2 separate regions of the Homo sapiens genome follow, and region 1 is linked to region 2. A link is a contact called in ENCODE Hi-C or POLR2A ChIA-PET data. All regions are on one chromosome and are shown on one strand. The core of a region is the stretch at or near the end of the contact, and the rest is flanking DNA. Distances in the headings are between cores, read along the strand shown. Region 1 has its middle 16 kb from the start of CERS4. Region 2 overlaps INSR (insulin receptor).

What was found. Hi-C counts contacts between places; a loop is a spot of excess contacts on that map. ChIA-PET counts read pairs that join two places held with the same protein, here RNA polymerase II (POLR2A). Pooled maps may share reads with other maps.
Region 1: a pooled map shows a loop between it and region 2 (3-fold over the local background). The contact joins two enhancer-like sites. A Hi-C loop is called at or near these places in 1 of 50 pooled maps. POLR2A ChIA-PET finds 5 or more read pairs at or near these places in 3 of 52 experiments (AG04449, PC-9 and activated CD4-positive, alpha-beta T cell).

The regions. Positions count from the first base shown.
Region 1 is chr19:8,191,772-8,195,924 of GRCh38, forward strand. No RefSeq gene overlaps it. Among named protein-coding and RNA genes, the nearest start is that of CERS4, 16 kb to the right of the region's middle. RefSeq lists enhancers at 2,085-2,174, 2,465-2,584, 3,025-3,074, 3,449-4,153, 3,685-3,784. Within about 2 kb of position 2,865, at least 16 of the 41 ENCODE cell types and tissues checked have a DNase peak (open chromatin) inside an H3K27ac peak, as active enhancers do.
Region 2 is chr19:7,240,768-7,245,106 of GRCh38, forward strand. All of the region lies in intron 2 of INSR (insulin receptor), which reads right to left. Among named protein-coding and RNA genes, the nearest start is that of INSR, 51 kb to the right of the region's middle. Within about 2 kb of position 2,349, at least 11 of the 41 ENCODE cell types and tissues checked have a DNase peak (open chromatin) inside an H3K27ac peak, as active enhancers do.

The DNA.
Region 1 (4,153 bases), core at 1,615-4,114, 950 kb after region 2:
AGCTGGAGGCTGCAGTGAGCTACAATGGTAACACTGCACTCCAGACTGGACAAAGACAAATACACCCTGTCTCAAGAAAAAGAAAGAAGAGAGAGAGAGAAAGAAGAAGAGGAAGAGGAAGAGGAAGAAGAAGAAGAGGAAGAGGAAGAAGAAGAAGAAGAGGAAGAGGAAGAAGAAGAGGAAGAGGAAGCAGAAGGAGGAGGAGGAGAAGGAGGGGAGGGAGGGAAGGAAGGAAGGAAGGGAGGGAGGGAGGAAGGAAGGACCCACACAGTGGCTCACACCTGTAATCCCAGCACTTTGGGAGGCCAAGGTGGGAGGACCACCTGAGGTCAGGAGTTTGAGACCAGCCTGGCCAACATAGTGAAACCCCATCTCTAGTAACAATACAAAAATTAGCCTGGCATGGTTGTGCATGCCTTCAGTCCCAGCTACTTGGGAGGCTGAGGCAGGAGAATTGCTCGAACCCAGAAGGTGGAGTTTGCCCTGAGCCACGATCGTGCCACAGCACTCCAGCCTGGGCAACACAGCGAGACTGAGTCTCAAATAAAAAACAAAAAAAGAGAAAAGAAAATAAAGCAACCAGGGGAATTCCTGGGGCACACAACTAAGACTATGTTCCTTCCTGCTCTAAACTCTCCCATGGCTCCCTATTACCCCCAAGATTAGATCAAAGTCTTTATTGAGACTCCCAAGGACTTTCTCTACTTCAGCTCTGGTTGTCTTGCAGCCTGATCTCTACCTGCTCTTGCTGCTTCTCACATCATTAACCTTGGGCCCTGAAGGTGCAGCTTCCAACTTCTGGGCCTTTGCACCTGCAGTCAGCTTTGCATAATTGCCTGACTGCCCCTGGCACATTCTTGTTCTTTGAGATTCAGCTTGAATGCCTCTGCTCTGGGAAGCATCCCTCTCCTTCAGACCCTCCCTCCCACCCCTACCCGGATCTAGGGGCCCAGGAGGCTTTGGGCTGGGAAGATTAAGAAGACGATGATGAATAAGTTGGTTCTAGCAGTTCCTTCCTTCCTTCCTTTTTCCTTCGTTCTTTCTTTCTTTCTTTTTCTTCTTTCTTTCTTTCATTTTTCTTTTCCATTAAGCATTTAACCCCCTTGTACACAATTCACTCTTTTTAAAGAAAAAAACTGAGGCCGGGCACAGTGGCTCATGCCTGTACTCCCAGCACTTTGGGAGGCCGAGGTGGGTGAATCACAAGGTGAGGAGTTCAAGACCAGCCTGGCCAACATAGTGAAACCCCATCTCTACTAATAATACAAAAATTAGCCGGGCGTGGTGGCTTGTGCCTGTAGTCCCAGCTACTCGTGAGCCTGAGGCAGGAGAATCGCTTGAACCTGTGAGGCGGAGGTTGCAGCAAGCTGAGATCACGCCACTGTACACTAGCCTGGGCGACAGTGTGAGACCCAGTCTCAAAAAAAAAAAAAAGAAAGAAAAGAAAAAATTGAAATGTAAGGCTGTGTAAGATTTGTTTTGAAACTACACAGTGTCTTTTTTTTTTTTTGTACAGTTAATGCACTACTGAATGTGTCTTTAGATAGCCCTGTCCTGGTGGTATTTTCAACAGCCACTAACCTTGCCTGGTATAATATGGGGGTTGTAAATTGCAATGGAAATTTAAAGCAGGTTCTTGTTGGTGCACAGCACAAATTGGTTATATATGGGGATAGTAGGTTTTTTGGGTTTTTCGTTTTTTTTTTTTTTTTTTTAAGACTGAGTCTCGCTCTGTTGCCCAGGCTGGAGTGCAGTGGCATGATCTCAGCTCACTGCAGTCTCTGCCTCCCAGGTTCAAGCGATTCTCCTGCCTCAGCATCCTGAGTAGCTGGGATTACAGGCACCCGCCACCAAGCCCAGCTAATTTTTGTATTTTTGGTAGAGATGGGGTTTTCTCATGTTGGCCAGGCTAGTCTCAAACTCCTGACCTCAGGTGATCCGCCCACCTTGGCCTCCCAAAGTGCTGGGATTACAGGCACGAGCCTCCGTGCCTGGCCTAGGTTTCTTTTCTTTCTTTTTTCTTTTTTTTTTTTTTGTAGTCAGTGCACACATATCACACATACACTGGGGTTTTACAAAATAAGAGACAAAGCTCTGAGTCAAATGCAAAAGTTTAGATGCTCACTCCATGGTCCTTTCCTCCAGGGAAGTCCCCACTCCCTGAGCCACCCCAGGGGACTCCTGGGCTGGAAAGAACTGAGAAACCCCAGGCCTCTTGCTCCTCCAGAGTTGCAGGGGGACAAGGCAGAAACCCCAAAGGTCCCGAGACCCTGAGCTTGGACACTGCCCCTCTTTTCCTGCAGCCTCTTCCTGTGTCCCCAGCCCTGCACTCCCATCCCCTCCCCCAACTCTGCTGGCCCAGCCCTGGCCTCCCTCCCGCACTCATTTCCGGAGGATGCCCCAGCCTGTTGCAGACATGGGGGAAGTCCAGCCTAGTTGGGGATGTCACAAGGGGGTGGGGTTAGGGCTATTTCTTTTATTTTTTATTTTTTTATTTTTTTATTTTTTTTGAGATGGAGTCTCGCTCTGTCACCCAGGCTGGAGTGCAGTGGCACCATCTCGGCTCACTGCAACCTCTGCTTCCCGGGTTCAAGCAATTATCCTGCCTTAACCTCCCGAGTAGCTGGGATTACAGGCACACGCCGCCACGCCCGGCTAATTTTTTGTATTTTAGTAGAGATAGGGTTTCACCGTGTTGCCCAGGCTGGTATCGAACTCCTGAACTCAGGCAATCTGCCCACCTCAGCCTCCCAAAGTGCTAAGATTACAGGCATGAGCCACCGTGCCCAGTCAGGGCTGTCTTATGTCTAGTTCATACTCTAAATGTTCAGACTTGACATGCCCCAGCCTATCTCCAGCCACCCTCCTCCACCGCCCAGCCCGGCAGCCCACATCCTCACTGACACGGATATCAGGCAGGCTTCCTTCAAGACCGCTGTTTTTGCCCGTTCTCAACTAGAGCCCATAGCCTTGCTCAGACACACAGGCTTGGAAGGCCACTAACTCACTGCCAGACCTTGGGCAAGTCGCTCCACCTCCCTGATCCTGCCCTTCTGCATCTAAAAAGTGAAGTATTAAAGGAAAATGCATCTGTCTGCACGAAAGCAGAAACACAGCTCCTAGGTTCTGGTTCCAGCGGCTCACAGGCTGTGTGACTTTGGGCCAGTGTCCTAACCTCTCTGGGCTTCGGTTTCCTCACCTGTCAAAGAGGAATTAAGAGGACCCACCTCACAAGGCTGTTGCAGGATCAGATGAGTTCATTTCAAATAGTGTCTGCAGCCTGAGCAACTTAGTGGGACCCCATCTCTAACAAAATTTAAAATGTGGCATGAACCTGTAGTCCCAGCTACTTGGGAGGCTGAAGATGGCTTGAGCCTGAGAGCTGGAGGTTGCAGTGAGCTATGATTATGCCACTGTACTCCAGCCTGGGCAACAGAGTGAGACCCTGTCTTTTTTTTTTTTTTTTTTTTTTTTGTGACAGAGTCTCACTCTATCGCCCAGGCTGGAGTACAGTGGCATGAGAGATGAAACACACCCCAACCAGGTGTCTGCCTTGCAGCTGGGACTAGCTTCTCCCCATACTTCCTCCTGTCTTTACCCAAGGGGCCTTCAACTACCGTGCACCTCCCTTCTGAGCAGACACCAAGGACATCCTGTCTCCAGCCCAGACACACACTCTGAGCTTCCTCTATGTGCACCTCCCACAGCCCCCTGGAGATCTGCACCTTCTAACATCCAATGCCACATCTTCCCTCCAGATCTGCTTTCACCCTGTGCTCCCTGCCCAGAGATGGGCACCGAGCCAGGCCCGCCTGCCCAGCATAGTCCAGGCCTGGGGGGTAGACCTTCCCATCCTCTGCCTCCCCCTCCTCCCTTCCCTGGGTCCCCCAGACTCCAGACACCCTCATCTCGGAACCGGACTCTGTTTTGCTCCGTTCTCTCCACTCACCTCCCACCCTGCAGCCCTGGTCACTCTATTTTTTTTTTTTTTGAGACGGATTCTCGCTCTGTCACCCAGGCTGGAGTGCAGTGGCGCGATCTTGGCTCACTGCAAGCTCCGCCTCCCGGGTTCACACCATTCTCCTGCCTTAGCCTCCGGAGTAGCTGGGACTACAGGTGCCCACCACCACGCCTGGCTAATTTTTTGTATTTT
Region 2 (4,339 bases), core at 1,099-3,598:
GGTGAAAACCTTGTTTCCCGCACAATATTACTGAAAATATTGTATACAATTACCTCCAGGCTATGTGTATAAGATGTACATGAAACATAAATGAATTTAACGTTTAGACCTCGTTCTCAGCCCCACAGTATCTCATTACATATACGCACATATTCTAAAATCCCAAGTGGGAAACACTTCTGGTCCCAAGCATTTTGAATAAGGGATACTGAACCTGTATCTGGCATTGACGTGTGTACAAGGTTATGTGTCAAAATACATGCAGGGCTGGAAGTTTATGTACCAAACCTAAGAGAGTTGTTACCTCTGGGAAGAAGGGAGGAGAATATAGCAAGGGAAGATGACAAAGAGAACTCCAACTGTATCTTACATTTTATTACTTTCACTTATTCACTTTTTATTTTATTTTGTTTTTTTTTTTTTTTTTAAGAGATGAGGCCTTGCCCTGTTGTCCAGGCTGGAGTGCAGTGGTGTGATCGTAGCTCACTGCAGCCTCCAACTCCTGGGCTCAAATGATCCTCCCACTTTAGCCTCGTGAGTAGCCAGAACTACAAGAACATGCCGCCACCCCCGGCTAAATTTTTTTAAATTTTTGGTAGAGATGGGGTCTTGCTATATTGCCCAGGCGGGTGGATCACTGGAGGTCAGGAGTTCGAGACCAGCCTGCCAACATGGTGAAACCCCGTCTCTACAAAAATACAAAACTTTGCCAGGCATAGTGGCGTGCACCTATAATCCCAGCTACTTGGGAGGCTGAGGCAGGAGAATCACTTGAACCCGGGAGGCAGAGGTTGCAGTGAGCTGAGATCGTGCCAGTGCACTCCAGCCTGGGCGACAGAGCGAGACTGTCTCAAAAATAATAAAATAAAAATAAATCAGCTGGGCATGGTGGCACATGCCTGTGATCCCAGCACTTGGCAGTATCCGGAGACATTTTTGGTTGTCATGACTTGGGGTTGCTACTGGTATTGAGTGGAGGCCAGGGATGCTACTAAGCTTCCTGTAATGTACAGGGCAGTCCCCACCACGGAGAGGGGTTCAGCCCAGAATGCTAACACTGTTGAGGCTGAGAAACCCTGCCTAAACTCATTAAATTTAAAAAAAGAAGAAAACAAGCCAGGCACAGTGGCTCATGCCTGTGCACTCTGGAAGGCCGCAGTAGGAGGATCACTGGACGTCAGGAGTTCGGGACTGGCCAACATGGTGAAACCCCGTCTCTACTAAAAGTACAAAAATTAGCCAGGTATGGTGGTATGCACCTGTAATCCCAGCTGCTTAGGAGGCTGAGGCAGGAGAATTGCTTTGAACTCAGGAGGCAGAAATTGCAGTGAGCCAAGATCATGCCACTGCACTCTAGCCTGGGTGACAGAGTGAGACTCTTGTCTCAAAAAAAAAAAAAGAAGAAGGAGGAGGAGAAGGAGAAGGAAAAGGAGAAAGAGAAGGAGAAGGAGGCAAGCCAGATGTGGTGGTGTGTTCCTGTAGCCCCAGCTACTTGGGAGGCTGAAGCTTGAGGATCCCTTTAGCCCAGGAGTTTGAGGCTGTGGTGTACTATGGCTGTTTCTGAATAGCCACTGTACTGGGCAACATGGTACACATCTTTTTAAACATTCTTTCTAAAAACAGCAAATTTCATTTTATGTGTGACTTTTACTATAAATAAAAATGTTTTTAAAATAATAAAAGTTCAGCCGGGTGTGGTGGCTCATGCCTGTATTCCCAGCATTTGAAAGGCTGAGGAGGAGGGCAGATCACTTGAGGTCAGGAGTTCGAGACCAGCCTGGCCAACATGGTGAAACCCCGTCTCTACTAAAAACACAAAAATTAGCCAGGTGTGGTGTGGGCGCCTGTAATCCCAGCTACTCAGGAGGCTGAGACAAGAGAATTGCTTGAACCCGGGAGGTGGAGGTTACAGTGAGCCAAGATCGCACCACTGCTCTCCAGCCTGGGTGACACAGCGAGACTGCCTCAAAAAAAAAAAAAAAAAAAACAGCTACAACTCTGCAACTCTGGTGTAATATCATGAAACCAAAAATATTTGCATGTTGTGTACCACAGAAGCTATTTATAAATGAAAATTTTGGCCTAAAAAAAAAGAAAGAAAAGGAATCCAAATCAGAACTCCTCTAAAAAAGCAGTACCCTGTTTTCAGTGTTGGGCTACTGCTAAAGCAGAGAAAAATGAGGTTTTGGGAAGCGGGACAGATTCTTAGAGCCATGTTAGCAAAATTACCAAACCCCATCCCCCCAACACAGACACACACACCACTCTTAGTCTTGAACAATAAAGACATACAAGGAGCACAGACTCCAGATGGCAGACTAAAAAAACATTATTAGATTTCCAATGAAAACTTTTGCTGTAGTGGTTCTAACGTGACACAGCCCTACAAAAATAAAGATGAATCACGGCCCATTTCGAAGGAGAGGTCTGACTGCCTTACGTCACAGCCAGTCACACACTGTTTTGGTTTTTTTTTTTTTTTTTTTTTTTTTTTTTGAGATGCAGTCTAGCTCTACTGCCCAGGCTGGAGTGCAGTGGTGCGATCTCGGCTCACTGCAACCTCCGCTTCCTGGGTTCAAGTGATTCTCCTGCCTCAGCTTCCCGAGTAGCTGGGATTACAGGCGTGCGCCACCACACCTGGCTAATTTTTGTATTTTTAGTAGAGACGGGGTTTCACCATGTTGGCCAGGCTGGTCTCGAACCCCTGACCTCCAGTGATCTACCTGCCTCAGCCTCCCAAAGTGCTGGGATTACAGGCATGAGCCACCGCACCTGGCCTAAATTTTTTCTTAAGTTATCAAAGAATTGCTTCCCCCCAAAAGTTATGGCACCATAAAATTTGTCAATGAATACTCAGTTACCTGCTATTTCATTTTATGTGGCTAGAACACAATAAATAATCCAAACTGATGAAGACATTGCAAAATAAAACCAACCAAAAACATAGCCCAATTTCACTCATGAACACAGATGGCAAGAATTCAGAAAACGAAACAAAGCAAACCTAGCAAATCGAATTCAACGTTATGCTGAAAGAATAATTCATCACAACCAAGTAGGTTTTACCACAGGAAAGCAAGGATGATTTTATATTAGGAAATCTATTAAACATAGATGTCGGATAATACCATTGTTAAATATTTAATGTTAGTCTAGAAGCCCTGGTCAATAGAATAAGATTTAAAACCGAAACAAGAGGTATGATTTTAGACATAATTTTTTTCATGCTTCCAGAACTGAGCAGACATAATTTTTTTAAATGACCATAATTTGTAGAGGACGAAATTGCACACAATGAATAAAACAATTTAAAAACCTACCAATCAATTTCACTAAAGTATCTGGATTCAGGGTAAATATGCTATTCATAGTAGCCATAACTAACACAACAAAACTCTGTGATACAGAAATCAGGAACCATCGTCACAAAAATAATACAGGATAAAGATGAAGAAAGGACAATATAAAAGATTTGAACAAATTGGCTGGGCGCAGTGGCTCATGCCTGTCATCCCAGCACTTTGGGAGGCCGAAGTGGGCAGATGACTTGAGGCCAGGAATTCGAGACCAGCCTGGCCAACATGGTGAAACCCCGTCTCTACTAAAAATACAAAAATTAGCCGGGCATGGTGGTGTGTGCCTATAATCCCAGCTACTCAGGAGGCTGAGGCACAAGAATTGTTTGAACTTGGGAGGCAGAGGTTGCAGTGAGCCGAGATCGTGCCACTACTCTCCAGCCTGGGTGACAGGGCGAGACTCTGTCTCAAAAAGAAAAAAAAAGATTTGAGCAAATGGAAAAGGAGATCCCATACCTGCCCGGAAAGGAAAAATACGAAAGTATTGATTTCTTAATTTATGGATTTTAACCCATTTTTCCATTTGTCCCAAGAATAATCTATTCTCTAATCCTAATGTAACATTATAGACATTTCTGTTACATTAAGATTAGAGACAAGTTCTGTTTAGAAATAACTCCAAGAACCGTTTTATATTTTCTCATATTGAAAATCAGTCAGATTTGCTTCAGCCTCAAAGAACATGTTTATGTAAAATTAAAGGAGTGCTGGCAGCGAGCTGCACTTTTTTTCCTCTGGGAAATGGGTTATGTTTTTAATTAAATTTTTAAATCAATATCTCAATGGGTTTTTTTGTTTTTGTTTTTGCTTTTTTTTTTTTTTTTTTTTTCAAGATGGAGTCTCGCTCTGTCGCCCAGGCTGGAGTGCAGTGGCATGATCTCGGCTCACTGCAAGCTCCGCCTCCCAAGTTCACGCCATTCTCCTGCCTCAGCCTCCCGAGTAGCTGGGACTACAGGTGCCCACCACCATGCCCGGCTAATTTT